2 separate regions of the Homo sapiens genome follow, and region 1 is linked to region 2. The links are chromatin contacts, found by POLR2A ChIA-PET in ENCODE. All regions are on one chromosome and are shown on one strand. Each heading gives the region's core, a stretch centred on a gene start or an enhancer-like site at or near the end of the contact. The rest is flanking DNA. Distances are from core to core; before and after follow the strand shown. Region 1 has its middle 5.8 kb from the start of GAST. Region 2 has its middle 25 kb from the start of CCR7.

Region 1 (6,213 bases), core at 658-3,157, 1.2 Mb after region 2:
GCACTCCAGCCTGGGCAACAAAAGCGAAACTCTGTCTCAAAAAAAAAAAAAAAAAAGGCCGGGTGCAGTGGCTCACACTTGTAATGCCAGCACTTTGGGAGGCCGAGGCGAGTGGATTGCCTGAGGTCAAGAGTTCGAGACCAGCCTGGCCAACATAGTGAAACCCCGTCTCTACTAAAAATACAAAAAATTTGCTGGGCGTGGTGGCAGGCACCTGTAATCCCAGCTACTTGGGAGGCTGAGGCAGAAGAATCACTTGAACCCAGGAAGCGGAGGTTGCAGTAAGCTGAGATCCTGCCATTGCACTCCAGCCTGGGCAACAGAGCGAGACTCTGTCTCAAAAAAAAAAAAGAATGAAGTTCTGATGTATACTACAACATGAATGAATCACAAATGCATCATGCTAAGTAAAATAACCCATACACAAAAGGCCGTATATTGTATGATTCCAATTAAATGAAAGTCTCAGAATAGGCAAATTCTTGGAGACAGAAAGTAGATTTGTGGTTTCCAGGGAAAAGGGGGAATGAGGAATGACTGCAAATGGGTGTGGGGTGATGAAAGTGTTCTGAATTAGATAATGGTGATAGTTGCACAAATGTGTGAACTAAAAGCCACTGAAGCTGGGCTTGGTGGCTTGCATCTCCAGTCCTAGCTACTTGGGAGGCTTAGGTGGGAGGATCATTGAGCCCAGAAGTTAGAGAATAGCCTGTGCAACACAGCAAAAAACCTGTCTTTGGCTGGGCACAGTGGCTCAAGTCTGTAATCCCAGCACTTTGGGAGCCCAATGCAGGAGGATCACCTGAATTCAAGACCGGCCTAGGCAATATAAGAAGACCCCAGCCAGGCGCAGTGACTCACGCCAGTAATCCCAGCACTTTGGGAGGCCGAGGCGGGCAGATCACTTGAGGTCAGAAGTTCGAGACCAGCCTGACCAACACGGTGAAACCCCATCTCTACTAAAAATACAAAAAATTAGCCAGATGTGGTGATGGGCGCCTGTAATACCAGCTACTTGGGAGGCTGAGGCAGGAGAATCACTTGAACTCGGGAGGTGGAGGTTGCAGTGAGCTGAGTTCATACCACTGCACTCCAGCCTGGGTGACAGAAGAAGACTCCGTCTCAAAAAAAAAAGAAAAAGAAAAAGAACTTGTCTCAAAAAGAAAGTAAATAATATAAAAGCCACTGAAGTGTATACTTTCAAAGGGCAAAAGGTATGGTATATAAACAATATCTAAATAAATGGCTTTTTTTTTTTTTTTTGGAGACAGTCTCACTCTGTTGCCCAGGCTGGAGTGCAGTGGTCTGATCTCGGCTCACTGCAACCTCTACCCCCTGGATTCAGGCAATTCTCCTGCCTCATCCTCCTGAGTAGCTGGATTACAGGCATGCGCTACCACTCCCAGCTAATTTTTGTATTTTTATTGGAGACGGGGGTTTCACCATGTTGGCCATGCTGGTCTCGAACTCCTGTTCTCAAGTGATCTGCCTGCCTCAGCCTCCCAAAGTGCTGGGATTACAGACATGAGCCACTGCGCCTGGCTAAATGGCTTATTTAAAAAAAAAAAAAAAAAAAAAAAAAGAATTGCATCATTTCCAAAGCTGGCTGGGTGGGCACATTATGAGCAGGGGTGTTGCCCTTGCCACATGGCAGCATCTCTCTGGCTCGTGGACAGAAATGACCTCTGCCGTCTGCCAGGGATCATTTGGAATCAGGTGGGTTTATATATGCAGCAAAACTTCAGTAAAGCTTGAAGAAACGCACTGATCCTTCTACCTTCTCTGAAATAACGTTCTCAATAGCGAGGTCATAGGCATAACCAGCCATCCAAACCTCCCCCATGGCCCCTTGAGCCCACCATGTGTCACTCCAACCCACCCCACTCCTGGGCTCAATAGACAACAAAGAAAAGGGAAGAGAAAGAACAAAGACCCCCCTCGATCACCATTGTGTCCCCAGGGTCAGAACAGTGCCTGACACAAAGCAGGCACTTGGAAAATTTGTGTTGAGTAAACAGATGCATGGATGAATGAGTGAATGAAAGAGTGAAAGCACACGGTCTCTAAGCAGGCAGGAGGGTCTGGGATGATGGGCCCTGGTGGAGGGGCTGACACTGAATGGGGTGACAGAACCTCCAGCGATGGAGGAAAGGAGGAAAGGACGGAAGCGGGACTTAGGCAGCTGTGTTCACGGTGGGGAAAAGGGGGCTGACGTCAAATGACCTTGGGAATGAAAGAGAAATGATTCACCACAGTTGCCAGTAACAACCAAGCTGCAGAATATTAATTTGCAATTGAATCAACTGGTCACTTTCGGAAACTTCCTGTCGGTTTTTGCAGGGAGTGGCAGGAGCTGAGGAAGGGGTCGGGGTGGCCTGTCAGGGACCTGGGACCAGCCTGGCAGGTTCAGAAGCAGGACAGGGGCAGCAATCTATGTGCATCACACAGAACTGAGATGACAAACCCTGGGAGGGGTAGGCGGGCTGGGAGGAGCCAGACAGTGGAGGAGCTGGAGGTCACAGTGAAGACAGATTCAGCAGGAGCGAGGCTTCTGGAGAGGGTGGGATGGGAAGCTGTGGGCCGAGAAGAGGCAGCAGCACATGGAGTCCAAGACCCGGGGGTTCCCCAACTCAGCTCCCTCACCTCCTACCTGTTGGGCCGGGGATGAGCCATTCAGCCTGGAACACACCCGAATAAAGACTCCTCTCATCCTCTCACAGAGGGGCCTTTAGGATTATTTTTCCCAGTTAAAACCACTGTTAGGCCAGGCGTGGTGGCCCATGCCTATAAATCCCAGGGCTTTGGGAGGCCAGGAGGGAGGATCACTTGAGGCCAGGTGATCCAAATACAAAGCCTGGGCTGAGAACCACTGCTTCGAAGGCACAGGTGGGCATCAGAGGAGAAAAGGAGAGAGGAGGCTCAGGAGAGAAGCGGAAGCCAGAGTAAGGGTAGCCACTACTCTCTGTCCTTGACAGCCCAGCCTGGGCCCAGGGGTGGTGGGCAGCCTCTCCAGCCCAGTCTGCAAGCAGCTTGCAGGCTGCCCTCTTGGCCCTGCCATGTCACCACTCTCAGACAGCAGCTGAGGCCAGAACCCAAGAACCCACCTCCCCCTACCTAGCCCCCTACCCCAGGGGGGATCATGGATGCCCTCATTGATGCAAACACCTTCCAGGTGTCACTGTTTGTCCCCAGAACTACCACATCCTCCAAAGCCCTGGTTGCCTGGGCCAGAATGATTGAGTCGTCATCAAGCTCTTCCTTTTCTGCCATCAATAACCAATTAGGAAGCCAAGGCACTGCCTCCCTGACAACGGTTTGCAGCTCATCAATAGTGATCTGTTTCCCAAAGCCAGCCCTGGCAGGCAGGAGTGTGCCTGGGTCCACTGAGAAGCCTCTCCCTCCTCAGGGAACAGTCTCCTTCACAGGGGACCCTTGTTTTTCTGTTACTCTTTTTTTTTTTTTTTTTTTTTTTTTTTTTTTTTTTTTTTTGAGACAGAGTCTCACTCTGTCGCCAGGCTGGAGTGCAGTGGCACGATCCCAGCTCACTGCACCCTCTGCCTCCCAGGTTCAAGCAATTCTCCTGCCTCAGCCTCCCAAGTAGCTGGGACTACAGGCACACACCACCACGCCCGGCTTTTTTTTTTTTTTTGTATTTTAGTAGAGACAGGGTTTCACCATGTTGCCCAGGCTGGTCTTGAACTCCTGAGCTCAGGCAATCTGCCCACCTTGGCCTCCCAAAGTGCTAGGATTACAGGCGTGAGCCACCACACCCGGCCGTGTGTTACTCTTTTATGCCCCTAGAATCTAAACTCCACCAAAGCAATGAAAGGGTCTGTCCTGTCATAGTCACCTGTTTTTTTTTTTGAGACAAAGCTTCACTCTTGTTGCCCAGGCTGGCGTGCAATCGCACAATCTCAGCTCATTGCAACCTCTGCCTCCCATGTTCAAGCAATTCTTCCACCTCAGCCTCCCAAGTAGCCAGGATTACAGACGTGCACCACCATGCCCGGCTAATTTTGTATTTTTTAGTAGAGACAGAGTTTCATCATGTTGGTCAGGCTGGTCTTGAACTCCCAAACTTAAGTGATCCACCCACCTCAGCCTCCCAAAGTGCTGGGATTACAGGCGTGAGCCGCTGCACCCAGCGCTGTCATATTCACCTCTTATCCCCAAGTAGCCTCATCTGTACCCTAGCTCACAGCAGGTGCTCAGTAATTGGAATGAATTTGGAATATTCGGATGGTCAGAATAACTCAAAGAACAGCTCCCTTCTTTGTATTTGAAAATTTACATGGAAATTCATGCTGGGCCAGTTTTTACTAAACAGAAACCTTCACAAGGCTGTGATCCCTTGTATCCATTTTTGATTGCTACCATAATAAGTCACCACAATTTAGAAGCTTAAAACAACAGCAATTTATTCTCTCGCGGTTCTGTAGGTCAGAAGTCCTGGTACAGAGTGGCTCACGGGGTCCCCTGATTAGGATCTCCCAAGGCCACAATCAGGTCGGCAGGGCTGCATTTCTTTCTGGAGGCTCTAGGGATGAATCCACTTCCAAGCTCATCCAGGTTGTTGGCCAGATTTCATTCTTTGTAGTTGCGGGGCTGACATTCCTCTTTCCTGGCTGTCGGTGGAGAACCTCTCAGCTCCTCAAGGCCACTGCTTTCCTCGTCCTGTTGCCCTCCTGCCATCTTCAGACCAGCAATTGCTTGTGGAGTCCTCATAACTCCAGCTCTCCGACCTGACCTTCAGCCACATCTCTTCTGCCTCTAGCTGAAGAAAGTTAAGGGCTATGTGATTACACTGGGCCCAGTCAGATAATCCAGCATAAACTCCCTAATTTTTTTTTTCAGAGACAGGGGTCTCACTATGTTGCCCAGGCTGGTCTCAAACTCCTGGGCTTAAGTGATCCTCCTGCCTCAGCCTCCAGAGTAGCTGGGACTACAGGCATGCACCACTGCACTTGGCATAAGCTCTCTATTTTAAAGCCAGTAACCTTAATCACACCTGCAACGTCTCTTTTGTTATGTAATCACATATTCACAGGTTCCAAGGATTGGGGCAGGAACATCTTTGGGGACATGATTGTTCTGCCTGCCACATTCCTACTGGGAGGATAGAGACCTGAGTTTCAGACCCACCTCTCCTTTTTGGTGTGTGGACTCAGGATGGGGATTACTTCACCTGTCTAAGCCTTAGTTTCTACTTCTTTTTTTTTTTTTTTTTTTTTTTTGAGACAGCGTCTCACTCTGTCTCCCAAGTACAGTGGCACAATCATGGCTCACTGCAACCTCACCTCCCCGGCTCAAGCAATCCTCCCACCTCAGCCTCCCAAATAGCTGGGACCACAGCCACGCACCACCACACCCAGCTAATTTTTGTATTTTTTGTAGAGATGGGGTTTTGCCATGTTGCCCAGGCTGGTCTTCAACTGTTGGGCTCAAGTAATCTGCCGGCCTCGGCCTCCCCAGGTGCTGGGATTACAGGCGTAAGCCCCCGTACCCATCAGTTTCTTCTGAAGAAGGGGTTCACACTAGCACTTAGGTCCTAGGATCATGGTGAAGAGTGATTGCATTCATTCATGCTAAGAGCTTATCAGTTCCTGGTACACGGCATTGTTATCGTTGTGATGACAGGGGCAGGGCCCACACACCTGCACCCTCGAGGGGGACGGAGATGGGTCCCAAGGTCTGGGATCTGGTCTTCAATTTGGTAGGCCCAGAAATTGAATTTTCTGCTCACCCAGCTAGTCGGTGTTAGAGCCATGATTCAAACCCTGGCCTCACCAGTTCCAAAACCCCCTGTACACCAGGAGGTCCAGCTTCCATAGACTCTATCCCTGCTGCCTCTTTCAGTGGCAGTTGGGCTGAGGTCCCTCTGAGTCACAGCTGGCAGGAGGGAAACCCTTGGATTCACAGAGTGATATGCTTAGGGAATTACCCTCCTTTAAGCCTTGGGGAAGGAGAACTCCCCCAAGTGTATAAAGCGTGTGCACAGACCTTGTCACCTCTTCCCTTCACTGCAGCCCTATGAGGTACAAATGAATGATTCCTATTTCCAAATGTGGTTAATTGAGACCCAGAGAGGATGGGGGAGAAGACGCAAAATGGATTAAATACCTGCGATATTCTCTTTTGTTTGTCTGTTTGTTTGAGACAGTCTCACTGTGTCACCCAGGCTGGAGTGCAATGGCACAATCTTGGCTCACTCCA
Region 2 (5,541 bases), core at 2,667-5,166:
TCAACGTGACGTGGAATAGCAGCACCCACCGCTCATGGTAAATGGAATAGCTGCTCTGGCTTATTTATAGTTGTGTTTAACAAATAGTTTTTCACTTGGAGTGGGTGGGGGCAGGGGGAGAGGATCAGTGAATCGGTGCCACTGGTGGTTCAGCCTGGAGGGTGGCTGTGGCTGCCTGTCCCTTTTCATCTTGTGCCTGAAATGTTTGGGGGAAGAAGGTCAGTGGTGGCTGGAAGCACTACCGCCTTCTCAGGCCTAGCTGGCTCCATCCCCTGCCCTCATGCTCACCTGGAGGGACGGTTATGGGACTGAGGTCTGTGTCATTCTGGCCACTGTCATGTCATAAGCTGCTCCAATCAGGCTGGCAGGAGCTCTGCAGCACTAGAGGCTGTGGGCTCCTGGGAGTGGAATGTGAATGCCTGGGAGGCCGGCAGCCTTGGGCCCCATGCCCACACTGGCACAGCCACTCGGTCCAGAAGAGGGGCAGGAATCCAGGTCACCAGCCGCTGCGACACAGGCTGGCTTGCCGTCCCCTTTCCTTTGGTTAATCTTCCCTATGAGGAGAGACAGAGAGGAAGAGTCTACAGGATACAGCTCATTTTGCCAGTTTTTTCCCAAAGTCCATCAGGAGGGACGTGTCTGAGCTGCCCACTTCCTTCGGCCAGCCTTGGAATGAGAGCACATGACTCATGGCCTCACTTCTCTAGACCTGGAAGGTAGTGGGAGAATCAGACAGATCTTGGTTCTAATCCTGGCTCTGCCACTTATTAACTAGGTAACCTTGTGCACGTTATTAACCTCTTCCAGCCTCAGTTTCCTTGATTGTAAAATGGGAATAATAACACCAACTCACAGTGTTATGAGAACTGGATGAGCTAATGGTTAGAGTTAACATAGTGACCAACACATATTGGGAGCCCTTAAATATCAGTTTCCTCCCTCCCTTCCTTCCTTCCTTCCTTCCTTCCTTCCTTCCTTCCTTCCTTCCTTCCTTCCTTCCCTCCTTCCTTCCTTCCTTCCTTCCTTCCCTCCTTCCTTCCTTCCTTCCCTCCTTCCCTCCTTCTCTCCTTCCTTCCTTCTATCTGGGGAATATGATGGCTGCCTTGAGGGCAGAGATCTGAGTTGAGAGAGCTGTACGTACTTAGAGGTGGCCTCCTTCATCATAGAACCCCTCAGAATCCCAGGCCAGAAGACTGGAGAACAACAGGAAATAGGTGATCTCCAAGCTTCCCACGCTGGCTGTACCCAATAGCTGATGAGATTTATCTGAGGCACCACTATTGTTAAAAGGAATGTAGTGATCTGAGCCCCAGGTGCAGAACCCTAGCATAGCGATGGGAGCGATTACAGCACTCACCACCTCTGGGGAGAGTCTGCTCTGGCACCCCTTGCTTTAGGGCCCAGGTGAGGCTGAGACAAGCAAGTGTGGCTACGTAGGGTAGCATGGGAGAGGTGGAAATAGCTGGACTGGGCTTTTCCCCTCTGGAGGACCAGTATCTCCTATCAAAACTTAACAGTATGGATGCCCCAGCCACTCTCTGCCAGCCAATTGACAAACAGCCAGCAGCTAATTCACACTAAAATGTTAATAGCAATAAAGGAATCAATGGTATTCACACCCTGGGGGTGTTGATAGCTGTTAATGGCTGTCAGGTTCTACACATGGCCTTCTCAGCAGCACCACTCTCCTCTCTGAAGCGCCTGTGGCTCAGCTGGAGAGCTGACTGCTGCAGAGTATAGAGGCCCACGTTTTGGCTCTAGTCTGTGGCTGGGAATCTAACCCAGGGGACACAAGCCAAAGTACAGGAGGCAGGCAGAACTGGAGTACAGGGTCACCTTGGTGACCACCGTCAGCTCCTAGAGCGCAGGTGAGCCAGTTGGCCTTATAAGCTTAGGTCAGATAAGATGAGACCAAGCGTGTGGCCCACCACCGCCCCTTGCTTCAAGAAAGGCAAGGTCTGGAAGGTGGAGGAGAGGTGGCATCTGGGGCAGAGTAGAGCATGGAGGTCCTCCGTGCACAGAGGAGCAAAGCTGTTGCCCCCTGCTCTTCTTCAACGTGGGCAGCTAGGACCTAAGCTCAGCACCACATCAACCTCATCTGACACGTGGCTGGAGGAACAGGGCAGTGGTGGCTGTGGTGGGTTGGCCACAGCCTCTCTTGGGCATGGCTGACCAGCTCTTTGGGCATAATGTAGCTCTTAGGAGGCCTAGGCCCAGGCTGAGCCCAGCGTGGGGGAGTAGGGAGTCTCAAACCTATTGGGCTAAAAATCAGCTGAGGGCATTGTTAAGATGCAGGTTCAGATTCCTTAGGTCTGGGGCCTGAGGCTCTGGTTTTTCACAAGCTCCTGGGTGGTGCTGAGGCTGCGGGTTCAGGTCATACTCTGAGCAGTGAGTGTGGATGCCTGGGAGTGAGAGGCTGAGCAAAACACTTTCCTGGCTGTGACCTTCGTGTCCCTTCCGGCTGTGACACTTTGTACATCGCCAAGACCACAAGTTGAGTGGGTGGTTGGGGCGCGGAGCTCCTGCACTCAGTTGCCCCACTGGCGGAGGAAGGTGGCTGCCCTTTGATGTGATGAAAAATAAGAACAGTCGCCAACCATTGAGAACTTACTCTGAGGACACCTCATCACTTGTATGTGGCAGAACATGGCCCTGAGATGTTTTTGAGGCTTGGAGGACCCTGAGTTATGAGAAAGTTTAGGGAGGGGAAGCACTGGTTTATTTGGGAATTATTCCCATCCCAGGTCTCTCTGGCTCTTTTGAGGGTCAAGGGTCTTATCAATCCCTTTCTCAGTGCCCAGCACAATGCCAAGAGTTCAGGGAGAAAGCAGATACCCCACAGAGACCTAGACAGGCCAGAGGCACTGTCCCTGGGCAGGGGAGGCAGGTCAGGCCGGCGGTGCTCACCCAGGGAGGCTCCAGGAACTCAACTCGGGCCTCTGATCAACCGCAGATAAACACTGAACTTTCTACCTGAGGAAGCTCCCTGGCAGGGCTGGGTTCCTGTCAAGGAGACAGAGAAAGTTTCCATTGAGTGGGGGTGTGTGCATGCGTGCGTGTGTGTGTGTGTGCATGTGTGCGAGTGTACGCGTGTGAATGCATGAGTGTGTGCGTGCATGTCTGTGTGCATGCATGTATGTGTGTGCATGTGTGTGTGTGTCTGTGTTTGTGTGTGTGTGCATGCGAACATGCACCGAGGTGCCCTATTATCTTTTCCTCTCTGCAGAAAATCAGGTCAGTGGTTTGACTGTTGTTGTTAACCGCAAGGTGGAGTGGGGAGGTGGCCTGAGATGCTGAGGCTGGGCTAGAGTATGAGGGCCAGGGTATGGGGCCACCAGGCTACAGGGCCCCCAGGAAGCAGTGGCAATGGATGCCAGTCTGGGGAGAGGGTGCTGCCTGCCATGTCCTGTTTCCCTCCTAGCATTACTCTCCCTTTCTTTAGGGCCTTGGCTGCCTGTCCTGGTAGCCGCTGTTGAATAACCCAGGGACTGTGGCTGAAGAGAGGCAGTCACTCTGCCTTGTGGCTCGGGACACGGTGGAGGGGTGGGAGGTGCGGGCAGGGCCCCCCCATGGGTAGTAGTAACAACAGCCAGGCTCTGGCAGTCGCACTTTCACACCGGAGTCCTCACCTCGCCCACAGTGCCCTGGAAGCATGAGAGCAGGTGTTATTGTTGAGGGCACTGAGAAAGAGAGAGAGAGGGGCCAAAGAGCTAGTTCAAAGGCATCCCGGTTCTCACTCTGGCCTCAGACTCCCCTTCTGGGGTCCTTGAGGGCCCCTAGGCCACCCCGAGGGGTTGGAGGAACACTTTGTCCATTCCCCGTGGCAGATGGAAGGACTCCGGAGCATGTCAGCTGCAGCCTGGGCCTCTGTTGGGTCCTCGGCTCTGGGTCTCTCACAGGCGGCCATCAAGGTGTTGGCTGGGGCCTTGGTCATCTCAAGGCTGGAGCAGGAAAGGACCTGCCTCCCCAGGCCCTAAGCTTGAATGGTGCTGGGGACAGGGGGCAGCACTCTTCTGGCACGGCAGCCCCTCCTCCGTCCTCTTGGCATCTTGTCCTTAAAGTTCATCGTTGCCTCGTCCGCTAACCTCCTCCCCCTCCTTTCCGCCTCCATCTCCCCAAGTCCTTCTCGCCTCTGCTTTTGCTTCCACGGCTGTTTCCTCACGGAGGCTCAGACAATAGAGGCTAATGATCCAACTGCTGAGAGCACACCCTCCTCTAGCAGCCAGAAATCATCTGTTACCCATCGCCCGCCCTCCCTGGGGCCCAGGCTTCCAGACTGAGACCTTTTCCTTCCCTCCCACTTCTTACTGGAAATGAGCCCCCGTCCTTCCACTCCCCCCTAACCCCCCAGGCCTCCCTTAGGGAGGTTCAAGGACTCGTCTCTGACTCCACCTATCTACTGGGTACCCCTCTGCAGGGGGGAGGCAGGGGCTGGTGCCCACGAACTCTGGAGGCCCTTCTGGGAGCACAGTCTTGCCATGACCTCTCTAGGTCAGCTCAGCTCCCTGTGCTGGACACAGACCCGGAGAACAGCTCAGCACGAGGTTACCAGGCTGACGTTGCACAGACTGTGCTGGAAATTACAGAGTGCCTTGGAGGGAAAAACAAACTGGGGTTTCAGTTCCCATGGAAACGACATCTATTTGCAGAGGTGCTTGCGTCAGAGCCCGGGACCCTGTGCTTGGCAGGGATGGGGTGGATGTTAAAAGGCAGGGTCATCTGTTGACTGTCTGGGACTCTTCCAGGACAGTGTCTGAAATGGGGCCCTTACCTTTAGCCATGACAAACAGCTCTTTCCACAGAGGGGCCTGTCTGCCTGGGCATGTCTCTGCAATGCTGGGGTTTTTGGGTAGATTTTAAACTTATGAGTCAAGGGTGTGGGAAGACCCCACATTCGCCATTCATGAGCATTTATTCCACGAGCATGTTTTGACCTATGATGTGCCAGGCACTGGGCTAGGCCAGCCAATCAGGAGTTGGTCTGGACCTGCTAAGTTTGGGGCCTAAAGTCTCCCTTCCTGGGAGGAGCTTTGGTCAGACAGGGGCAAAGTGGGGACCTGCCAGGGACCACGTGACGTGGGAGCACACAGGCTCAGCAATGCCAGTCCCCTCACTCTGTAACCAAAGCAAATGCCTTCTGTCCTCGTGTGTCACAGGGGAGTAATTCCTCATCTCACGGGGAAAGATGACCCCTAAACTAGCCACTGAGGTCCCCACAGCAGAGGCGATTATTCCAGCTATTGTTATGGAAGAGTGTCTATTGTTACCCTCTCTATCACTTTACACTTTACGAAGAGCTGTACATCCACTACCTCGTTTAATGTAACACTCCAGGGAGGTTTTAACAACATCACACCTGTTTTCAAACGGGGAAACTGCATCGAGGGAGGAGAAGGCACTTGTCAAGGTCACACGGATGATAAACGGTGAGACCAGTATGGGAATCTGAATGCCGGACCCCCTGCTTTGCCCCCTCCTCCCTGTCCTGGGGCACCTGGTGACCAGACCTCCCACCCTGGCAGGCCTCCAACCAGCCCGGCT

Evidence for each region. ChIA-PET counts read pairs that join two places held with the same protein, here RNA polymerase II (POLR2A).
Region 1: POLR2A ChIA-PET joins it to region 2 with 32 read pairs in activated T-cell. The contact joins two enhancer-like sites. POLR2A ChIA-PET finds 5 or more read pairs at or near these places in 4 of 52 experiments (A673, B cell, WTC11 and 1 more).

Annotation. Positions count from the first base shown.
Region 1 is chr17:41,703,403-41,709,615 of GRCh38, forward strand. No RefSeq gene overlaps it. Among named protein-coding and RNA genes, the nearest start is that of GAST, 5.8 kb to the right of the region's middle. RefSeq lists enhancers at 1,650-2,442, 4,767-5,294. Within about 2 kb of position 1,908, at least 2 of the 41 ENCODE cell types and tissues checked have a DNase peak (open chromatin) inside an H3K27ac peak, as active enhancers do.
Region 2 is chr17:40,538,200-40,543,740 of GRCh38, forward strand. No RefSeq gene overlaps it. Among named protein-coding and RNA genes, the nearest start is that of CCR7, 25 kb to the right of the region's middle. RefSeq lists enhancers at 4,349-4,478, 4,759-4,928. Within about 2 kb of position 3,917, at least 30 of the 41 ENCODE cell types and tissues checked have a DNase peak (open chromatin) inside an H3K27ac peak, as active enhancers do.